Regions from separate parts of the Homo sapiens genome. Here region 1 is linked to region 2. A link is a contact called in ENCODE Hi-C or POLR2A ChIA-PET data. All regions are on one chromosome and are shown on one strand. Each heading gives the region's core, a stretch centred on a gene start or an enhancer-like site at or near the end of the contact. The rest is flanking DNA. Distances are from core to core; before and after follow the strand shown.

Region 1 (5,275 bases), core at 2,737-5,236, 270 kb before region 2:
CATAATAAAGTTTTATCTCTAAATGCAATATGCCTTTGCATTTCTGTGAACAAGAATCAATTGCGGCCGGGCACGGTGGCTCACACCTGTAATCCCAGCACTTTGGGAGGCCGAGGCGGGCAGATCACAAGATCAGGAGATCAAGACTATCCTGGCTAACACGGTGAAACCCCGTCTCTACTAAAAGTACAAACAAAATAGCCTGGCATGGTGGTGGGCGCCTGTAGTCCCAGCTACTCGGGAGGCTGTGGCAGGAGAATGGCGTGAACCCAGGAGTTGGAGCTTGCAGTGAGCCGAGATCGCGCCACTGCACTCCAGCCTCGGCGACAGAGTGAGACTCCGTCTCAAAAAAAATAATAATAATAATAAAAATAAGAATAAAAAAAAGAATGATTTGCATTACTGTGGACAGGAAAAACCTGCATTGTTATCAGTTTTCTACAACTTAGTTTCTATTTCTAGGGAGCTATAAAATAGCCTAGTCATCAGAGAAAGTCATAGGTGAGTCATCAGAGAAAGTCATAGAATCAGATACTCTCTGGAAGAGACTTACTTTCATGTATGTGTCAGGGCGATGAAAAACCAACACAGGTACCTTGTAAGCATTCCACTAGAGTTAGCCATTATTTGAAAGTAAGCTCTAATATTAGTTCCTAATATGCTGGGACTTGGGGTTTCAATTCTTTAATTTCCTTTTGAAGTAACTTCTACAATTAAAAACTATACATTGAAAGTTAAAATTGAACAGAAGAGAGTCCTCTAAGTCAAAGCACTGCTTTCTCTTCCCATTTTGAAAAACACTATTCTTCATAAAACTGGTTACTGGGTGAACCTACTGAGAGAGGGGACATCTGAGAGAAGGGACACTGCTTGGGTCAGGGCTTTTGAGGACAGGTGATATGGCTCAGAAGTTCATCTGAGCACCTAAAGGCAGTGCTTGGCATCTGGTAGTTGCTGTTCCTTCAGGTCTGGGAAAGTGCGGGTGGGTCCAGAGCCTCCAGGCAAGAACTAGAAGATATTCCTCTGTCTGTATTCACCCTGGAACCACCCTTCAAACCCACACCTGATAGGTAATCGGAGATGAGTACTGAGGCAGTACAATGCCAAAATAATGGGCTAAATAAAAAATTTTCATCAAGTACTTTTGGGTACAACCACAGTTTTATCAAAAACATAAGAAACTCTTGGCATTTGAGGTTTTGACAGTTGAGGTTTCAGCTTTTTGCAAGCACAAGATGTCCAAGGACATGAGTTTGCCATTTTGCTAAAGGGCAAATTTGGTGCACTTGCATCATGAGGATGGTATAGATGGGAGAAGTACATGAGCAGTAAATCCCTCTGGCCCGTGGGCATCCACATTATAGCATGGCTTACCCATATCCCTCACCAGTGTCAAGTTTCTGCTGTATTTTTAACTATCTTTCATATGCTCTACACTCTAGGGAACAGAAAAATACAAATACCATATAATTGGACAGGAGGTTGTTATTTAAAAAAAAAAAAAAGAATGCAAAGAAAGAAAGGGAAAAAAGACAAATTCCTTACCATCAAAGAACATTCATTTTCATTGGGAAGGCAAGATGAAATTAATAAAATGGTCAACACCAGAGATAACATAGCCAAGAGCTGAAGTAGTTCTATAAGAGAATTCCAGAAAAGTCAAGGGGCCCATGAGTGATTTTGGAGGAGTGAGGTTTTGAATTTCATCCTGAAGGAAGTACACAATTTGGGCAGATGGAAAAGGAAGAGTGGGCATTGCATAAATAAAAAGGGGAGTTGGAACAGGAAGATAGTACCAGGAAATGGAACTAGTTTAGAATGTGCATGGTGTAGAACAGGAAAAGGATAGCCTTTGGTGTCAGAATTAAAGTAAATAGAAAGTAAAATTTTTTCATAGGCGACAAGAAGAAAATAGCATTGAATAAATTCTACATTGTGCCAGCTTCTTTCATCTTATTATTTAATATAATCTTTTTTAAAAAATCCTTTATGAAGGAAAGATCAGCATCATACCCACTTTACAGATGAGTACACAAAGGAGACCCAAGGAGTTAGGGGTCGTGACCAGCTAAGATTTATATCCCAGTCCCCAATCCCTGTGACTCTCAACTCTTCTGACAACTCTTAGTGCTTTTTTTTTGAGACGGAGGCTCACTCTGTCTCCCAGGCTGGAGTGCAGTGGCGTGATCTCAGCTCACTGCAACCTCTGTCTCCCAGGCAAGCAATTCTCCTGCTCAGCCTCCTGAGTAGCTGGGACTACAGGTATGTGCCACCATGCCCAGCTAACTTTTTTGTATTTTTAATAGAGACGGGGCTTCACCATGTTGGTCAGGCTTGTCTCGAACTCCTGACTTCAAATGATCTGCCCACCTCGGCCTCCCAAAGTGCTGGGATTACAGGCGTGAGCCACTGCGCCTGGCTCTGCTTTTTCTAATTACACCTCATGGAGATGCCCCCAAAGAAGAGGTAAGTATTTGACTACGTTCTGGATGTTAAACTCCTGAGTGGCAGGAACTTATTGCCCAGCATTTAATTGATGCTAAATACTCATTAGATGGGTGAATCAAATTATAAATCAGCGGAGAATCCATTCTTAGAAGATAAATGGTATAAATACACAATAAAGGGGAAATCATCATAATTTTTAAGGGAATTATGAAGAGTTAGGACTCTTATATTGGGCTTACATTGGAAAGATCCTGAAAATCAAGCTGAAAAACTGGAATTTATTCCATAAAAAAAATGTAGGTTACAAAATGCAGTTTTTCACTGGAGCTATAAGATAAAGGTGGTGTTTAAAATAATATTTTAAATTAATTAGTTCTCCTCAAGGTAACTGAAAGGAACAATTACTTACATACCTTGTGTGAATATAGTGGACTTTCATATCTAGAGGAGGAGGAGGAGGACAAGGGAGAAGAATCACAAGGAGCAGGAAGAGGGGGAAAGGAAGGCAAAAAGAAGAATAAGAAGACAAAGAATAAAGTCAGGAAAGAGAAGATGAGCAGCAGGGGCAGTAACAGTAACAGGAGAAAGAGAAAGAGGAGTGGAAGAAAGTAAGAAGGAGGAGAAGAAACAGCAAGTGACAAACCACATCCTTCTCTTAGGAAAACATTGTAAGTTTATTCAACAGACATAAAATTACTCTGAGAAATTGCTTACAAAAGTTTACAAATGCTTTCAAGTTCTGTAGAAATCTCATTACAGACAGGTAGTAAACAGTTTGCAGGCAGGCCTTGGCCCATGGACCACATTTTCGGTAACCCTGGGCCATAGGACACAGCCATTCAAAATAATGTGCCTTCATTTCAAACTTGTCATCATATGAACAATATTATTCAGCAGGTTTCCAAACTGAGGATGCTGTGACTAAAAGTTATCATCTGTAAAGTGTGTTAATATTCTATACACTAGTTTTGTGAAATATTTTAAAATACCACAGAGAAGGAAAAGAAGGAAGGAGGAAAAAATAAAATTGGCGATCCATTTCATAACTGCACCAAAAATTATTTGAATAGGGCTTTTTCATAAAATATCACAACCAAGTGTCAAAATTCCACTGAGGAGGGAATAAAAGAACACTAGGTTAAATTTACCAGGTGAGAATTTAGTGAGGTGCAGCAGTCCCCCTTTATTCACAAGGGTTGCATTTCAAGACTCCCAGTAGGTGCTTGCAGTGGGGGGATAGTACCAAATCCTATATATACTATTTTTTTCCAATATATACATACCTAGGATAAAGTTTAATTTATAAATTAGACACAGTAAGTGATTAACAATAATTAATATTAAAATAGAACAATTATAGCAATTTACTGTAATAAAAGTTATTTGAATGTGGTCTCTTTCTCTCTGTCTCTCTCTTTCAAAATATCTTATGTTCATAAAAATAACCTACTGCGGTTGACCGTAACTGAAACTGCAGAAAGTGAAACCACAAATATGAGGGAGCTACTTTATAAATAAGAATGTTCTTTACAACGAAAACTGTCAAGTACTTCAATGTAATAGCTGTCATGCCAAGAAACCCTGCCTAGTAGCCTAGCATCATGAGACTTAACCTTGCCTATTAGGAAGTCAGCCAATTTCTGCCTAAGATTTAATTATTCTTCTAACAGAACCCAAACTTCTAACACAACCCAAACTCCAAAACATGACCACGTGGCTAATCTGCCTATGGTGTGCCAAGAACTTCAAGGCAGTAAAGCTTAGGAATTTAAGTACCAGAGAACACGAAACCACAGACTATTAAAAAATATAGTACAGACAGTCCCCAAGTTAAAATCGGGTGTGTTTCAAAACTTTCTTCATTGGCTCTTCAGAACTCAGAATACTTTTCCCATAATGATGATATTATAAACTAACAAAAGGCTAATACATGCATATGTAAGAGAACTACTGTGTACTAGGAATGAAAAAGTATAGAAAATTGCCAAAGTATAAACTTTTTAATGTTCAAAAATATATTTATGAGAATACATAGTGAGCACATTTCAAATATTTAAACTTAATGAGGGAACCATTAGGATGGTAAAGGCTGTTTAAAGAAGTATATGCAAGACTGGTGTATCGAATTAGTAAAAGAAAAGATGCTAAAATAAGATTGCTAAATTAGATACTGGGTAGATTAACAGCTCACCAAAGTGGTATAAAAATTATTTTAAACTGAGAACATCTTAATCTACAATCACCAAAAAATAAAAATAAAACATTATCTACACTTATGCAGGTACTCCCAAAAATACACCTGCCTTTGACACTACCCACACCCCTTCACCCAGGGAGTTTCCTGTTTCAGAAAATACTGACACTCAGCACCAGGAAGTATGAATTTAGCTGCCTATTAGCATCAAAAAGCCAAATAGAGCCTTTCATACTTTCCTATTGATGCCCTAAACCTCCCCTCCATTTTTGCTAAATTGGAATACAAACCTTTATCTCTGGCTACTAAACAAGTTACTCATTACTGAGTACTTCTGTAGGCACAAAAACTTTTGTTCTGTTAATCTATTCTTAGTTAATCCAAAGGCCTAGACCATTCAAACCTAAGAGGGTTAGGGGAAAGTTTTCCTCCCAACAGAGCAAAACCGGCTAATGTCGTAAAGAGCTATAAAATCATAACCTCTGGATTATGTTTTCTACTGAAGGGGTTCAAAACATGCTACCCTCAAAATATGCCACTTGGCATATTGCTTATTTCAAGCTAAAGTAAATTAAGAAACAGCCAATGCAGAAAAAGCTCTTCACTTCCCCCTCACCTGTTTAAAATAATGTA
Region 2 (5,582 bases), core at 2,850-5,349:
TAAGTTAAATTAAAATTTTAAAAAAGCCCTTCCTAGCAGAGAAGATGGTAGCAGCATTTACTGGAGAAAATTGGACAATCTGCCCCTTCCTTTCTGAAAGCAGCTTTTTAGAGGGTGGACAGTTGTTGCTGCACAGAGGTTGCTCATCCTTATTACTGCTGCTGTGTACCTTTCTCTGTGTTCTGGAACTCTTCACTCAACAGTCTTTACCAGAGGCCCTATTCTAGGGGCTGCGGATGCCATGAACAAGACAGGCAAAGTCCTGTCCTTGGTAAGCAGACATTGTAGTTGGGGAGACAGTGCACAAGTGGATAGTGGATATGCTCCAAAAGAAAAGACAGTGGGATAGGAAGGAGACAGCAGTGATGATTCTAGAGAGATGCTCAGGAAAGCCCATCTGGGCTTTCTGTAAACCAGGAAGATTTCATATTTGAGCTGAGATCTGAAATAAGTGAGCCATGTGGGAAGGTCTAGGGGCAGAGAGAACAGCAAGTGTGGAGCCCTGGAGGGGACTGAGCCTAGTGCTCGTGAGGAACAGGAGCACTGCCAGGGTAGCCAGGGGGAGTGCAGGAGGTGGGTGGGCAGGTGGGCAAGAAAGGCCATCGCAATAATGAGGTGTTCTCCACGGCAAAGCAAATATTATAAGACAGTCTCTGAAAACATGCTGATGGCCAAAAATTTGGATAATCAGTAATAAAATAAATGATAAGTGCCACACTGTAACTAAACTGCAATGAAATTTCCCTCTAAATGCATCTGGAATTTAGCTTCCCCAAACCAAGGCATTTTCTGGAAAATGTTATTAATTCACTCAAGTATGTTTTCAGCACATAGAATATGCTTAGCACCTACTAATGGATGGACATATAGTGTGTGGAGTTCATAGTATAGCAAGAAAGAAGCACGGCAAAGTTCAAATAAATCTGGATTTGTGAATCATGGTGAGTGTCATGGAGAAAGATATCAGGGGGATGGGAGCGAAGATAACAGGAGAGGTTGGGAGGAACATGCCTTGAACAGATTGCCAGCCTCCTGTCTGGGGAAGTTGCATCTGAGCTGAGACCTGAACATGAGAGGTGCGGTGGGAAGACAAGCCAGCTTCCAGAGAGTGGGAACATGTGTCGAGGCCTGCACTGAGCTAGCGGCTGGAGTGGAGTGAATAAGGAGAGAGAAGCAATAGGAGGGGAGGGAGCTGGGCTTCTCAGCCTTGGCACTGCTGATATTTTGGGCTGGACGATTATTTGTCGAGGGCTGTCCCGTGCATTGTAGGATGTTAAGCAGCATCCCTGGCCTGTATCGCTAGATGCCAGTAACACCTTCCTTTGCTCCATCCCAAGCTGTGACTACCAAAAAAGGCCCCAGACATTGCCAAATGTCCCCCGGGGGGCAAGAGAAGCACTGGGTTAGAGGCTCAGGCAAGGCCAGGACAAGCAGAGCCTTGAAGGCCATGATAAGGCACTTTATTCTGAGTCTGATGGTGTTATAGAGGAAAGTTATGCTCCCCAAAATTCATATGTTGAAGGCCTAACCACCACTGTGATGGTATCAGGAGGTGGGGCCTTTGGGAGGTGATTAGGTCTTGAGGGTAGAGCCCTCATGAATGGGAATTAGTGGCCTTATAAGAAAATACAGGAGAGAGTTTGCTTCCTCTCTCCCTGCTTTCTGCCATGTGAGGATACAAATCAGATAGATATCTGTAAACCAGGAAGCTGGCCCTCACCAAGTTCCACACCTGCCAGTGCCTCCATCTTGGACTTCCTGGCCTGCAAAGCTGTGAGAAACAGGTGTTTGTTGTTTAAGCCACTGAGCCTATGGCAATTTGTTAGAGCAGCCTGATGTGACTAAGACAAATGGAAAGCCATGGAAAATTCCAAGTAAGGGAAATACGTGATCCCAATTACACCATAGGTAATTGAACCATGTATTATTATCTTTGAAAGTTCTCTTTCAAGAGTATTGAACCATCAGGGTCACTACTATTTTGACTAGAACCTGTCAGTTCCAGTTTACCTTCAGCTTGTGTCTCCCTGCATCCAAATCTTGTGTTAGGTTCACTCCCTGGAGTAACTTCTGCTGGTTCAGACAACCACCACCACTGACGTTGTTTTAAGCAGGCCACTGGGGAAGAGCATGGACTGAAACACACTTTGCCTATCTGAAACGTGGGGATCTTATCCATCTGAAAGAGCTGTTGCAAGAATAAATGAAAAAAGTGCCTGGCACAGCATCTGGACATACTGGCACTCTGTAAGTCTTAGAAGGAGGTAGAACAAAATACTGTGGCAGACACAGAGGTGTGCCCCTCAGATCTCTTTTCAAGAAAAAATTTTGCTGCTCAACTGCCAAGAATGCAGTGAGCTGGCAGCCTCTGCTGTTACTACCTCCAGAATCTGCCACTTTTTAGCTAAGGTCATGTTCTTCCTGGAGGGGAACCAGGGCCTGGATATTTCTGCAAAATGCAGGACTCCTCTAACAGGCACTATTGCTCCAGAGCTCTCTGTTGGGTGGGTGGAGACTCAGATCTGCAACGTTGTCTGAGCTTTTCCACCCAACACCGCCTCTCCAGTCTCTTTCATTTTTCGTGGCATTACTTCCCACTAAGCCTCTTGCACTAACTCTGTCTCAGATCTGCTTCCCGGAGGACCCAGCTGATGCATCTCTCTATTTACTTTGCCCCCTGCCTACAACTTTCTTCTTTTTCTGTGCTTCAGATTGCAGAGTTTTCAGGAAACTCTTACAACCTTCCTCCTCTGTGTTCCCACAAAATTTTGTTTATACCTTTATTATAGAGAAGGAGAAGGGAACAGTACTTATTGAACACCTGTTGTAGGCCAAGAGCTGTACTGAGGAAATTTTGTTTATATATCCACACTCACTCTTGAGTTTTCATACTAGCCTGGGAGGTAGAGTTTATCATTCTTATATTGTAGATGAAAACTCAGAGTTGCAGTGGTCTGTATTGCAGAACAATATTTCATTTCAGTCTGATAAAGGACGCTGCTATTTATTTTCATTAGACTACTAAGCATTTAATGTACTTGATTGTACTTTATCTGATTGCATGTCTACTTTTGGGGAGTGGAAATGCCTTATTTGTTTTTATAAACAATGACCGAACCCGGTTCTATGTAATATACATGTAGTGAATGCTTACTGAATGAGTGAATGAATTATGGCTAGATTGGACTTGGACTTACTCTTCTTCTATGTGAAAAGGTGCATTTTGAATAATTGCTAAAATGCATGATAATGAGACTACCACAGGCCCGGATATAGCAGAGCTGCCCAGTTGCTGTTAAATGCTGGGATTAGATAAAATCAAAACCGCAGGATTCTATAGAGGCAGTAATGGGATTTGCAACTAGAATGTTTCAGATTTTAAAAAACTGTCACTTATGATGAGGAAAACAAGGCCAGGTCAGCTGGGCCTGAGGCCAAATGGAGAAGGAGGTCAGGTTTAAGGATGAAAATGGCAGACCTAGTCGATTTGCAGAAAGCAAGGGATCCTTACAGCTTATCGGGGAGTGAAACGTAAATATTAGATGTAAGTCTAGGGAAGGACCTTCTGGGTCTGCTACAACAGATGGAGGTCGGGGGAGGTTGGGGGAGTAGGGGCATGGTAACTGCAGGGGCTGGATCATGGTGGGCGCAGGATGCAGGTGTTAAGTCCGCTGCAGGAAATTCTTGTTTTTTGGTTTTTGTTTTTTTCTGAATGAACACATAGCTCAGCATATTATCGTTATTTTTGGCTCCTAAGTTTGAGACATCTGAACTAAATCAATTGCTGACAGCTACACTCCCACTGCAGTGTTTCACGGCTTGCCCCCCATTTTGTTAGCCTGAAAATTTGGGGAGTTGCAATAGAATAGATAATATCTGAGATTATTTCCAAGGAGAAAATTTCATGATTCTCAACCCCCTCGAGGGCTGGTGGGGGATGAAGGAGCAGCCATAACGGGGCAGGATCAGGGGAGTTCAGACATACGTGGCTGACGTGATCCCGAAGAATAGCCACCACCTTCCCCTGGACTGTTGAGATGCCTGTGAAAATTTGCAACACAGATCCAAATAAACAGTGCCATCTAGTGGCAACTCTCTTGAACTCATCCATCCATTTATCCACCAGCCATCCATTTAATATTTGCAACATGTCTACTATGTGCCCGCTACTATTTAACAGTAACAAGAGAGATTCTGAAGTCTCTTCCCTAGTGAAACATTCTAACCAGGGACAGACAAGTCCCAAGCCCCATAGCGGTAGTGTAGACCTCATTAATTGACAGTTCAGATGTTTCAAACTTGGAGGCCAAAATTAAATATAATACACAAAGCTACTTGTTCCCTTTTTTAAGTGAAAATTATCTTTTAATGTAGAAAAGATGAATCCAGGAGTTCCAAAATTAGCCTGGGCAACATAGATTCCATTTCAAAGAAAGAGAAAAAAAGTAAACAGGGGCCGGGCGCGGTGGCTCACCCCTGTAATCCCAGCACTTTGGGAGGCCGAGGCGGGCGGATCACGAGGTCAGGAGATCGAGACCACGGTGAAACCCCGTCTCTACTAAAAATACAAAAAAAATTAGCCGGCTGCGGTGGCGGGCGCCTGTAGTCCCAGCTACTCGGGAGGCTGAGGCCAGAGAATGGTGTGAACCCGGGAGGCGGGGCTTGCAGTGAGCCGAGATCGCGCCACGGCACTCCAGCCTGGGTGACAGAACGAGACTCCGTCTCAAAAAAAAAAAAAAAAAAAAAAAGTAAACAGGAGGTTTTTAAACTCTTTTATTCTCATAGTCTGACTCCATTTTTGATGTTTGCTGACAGTTTTCAAGCCCCCCCTCCCCCTCCGCCAACTTCCTTCTCCTTGCCCCACCTCTGGGCGGGGTGATAAGAAATCCTGAGTGCTTCCTCCTTTGGCACTGAAAGTGAGTTCAAACCATGCAAGCCTTGGCCAAGTAAGAACCCTACCCTCTAATCACAAGTAAAAGCAGAGTCAGTCTCCTTTCCCTGCTCTCTCAAGCCATGCTTGGACCTGCTTGGGAGCCACCTGTTCTCCCCAGAAAGACTCCATCATGTGATTAATAAAATTAATAACTCCCCTTTTTTTTTTTTTTTGAGACAGAGTCTCGCCCTGTCGCCCAGGCTGGAGTGCAATGGCGCGATCTCGGCTCACTGCAACTTCTGCCTCCCGGGTTCAAGCACTTCTCCTGCCTCAGCCTCCCAAGTAGCTGGGATTACAGGTGCCCACCACCTTGCCCGGCTAATTTTTTATATTTTTAGTAGAGATGGGGTTTCACTATGTTGGCCAGGCTGGTCTCCAACACCTGACCTCAGGCGATCCACCGGCCTTGGCCTCCCAAAGTGCTGGGATTACAGGCATGAGCCACCATGTCCGGCCCATAATTGCTATTCTTACATACGATAATGGAGGTAGTCCTATCTGTTTGCATGCCATTTCCAAATTGTTTGTCTCACCCTTCATAAGGATCACGGCCAAAACTCTTATAACAAAAGACAGATTAGCAAGAGAAAAGCATAACAAATTTATTTAATCAAAGTATTTTGTGATGACACAGGAGCCTTCAGAAATG

Evidence for each region. Hi-C counts contacts between places; a loop is a spot of excess contacts on that map. ChIA-PET counts read pairs that join two places held with the same protein, here RNA polymerase II (POLR2A). Pooled maps may share reads with other maps.
Region 1: a pooled map shows a loop between it and region 2 (2.8-fold over the local background). The contact joins two enhancer-like sites. A Hi-C loop is called at or near these places in 1 of 37 single-sample maps with no recorded cell type and 8 of 50 pooled maps. POLR2A ChIA-PET finds 5 or more read pairs at or near these places in 3 of 52 experiments (MCF 10A, OCI-LY7 and activated T-cell).

The regions. Positions count from the first base shown.
Region 1 is chr11:102,559,567-102,564,841 of GRCh38, reverse strand. No RefSeq gene overlaps it. Among named protein-coding and RNA genes, the nearest start is that of MMP7, 31 kb to the right of the region's middle. Within about 2 kb of position 3,986, at least 13 of the 41 ENCODE cell types and tissues checked have a DNase peak (open chromatin) inside an H3K27ac peak, as active enhancers do.
Region 2 is chr11:102,286,633-102,292,214 of GRCh38, reverse strand. No RefSeq gene overlaps it. Among named protein-coding and RNA genes, the nearest start is that of BIRC3, 28 kb to the left of the region's middle. Within about 2 kb of position 4,099, at least 5 of the 41 ENCODE cell types and tissues checked have a DNase peak (open chromatin) inside an H3K27ac peak, as active enhancers do.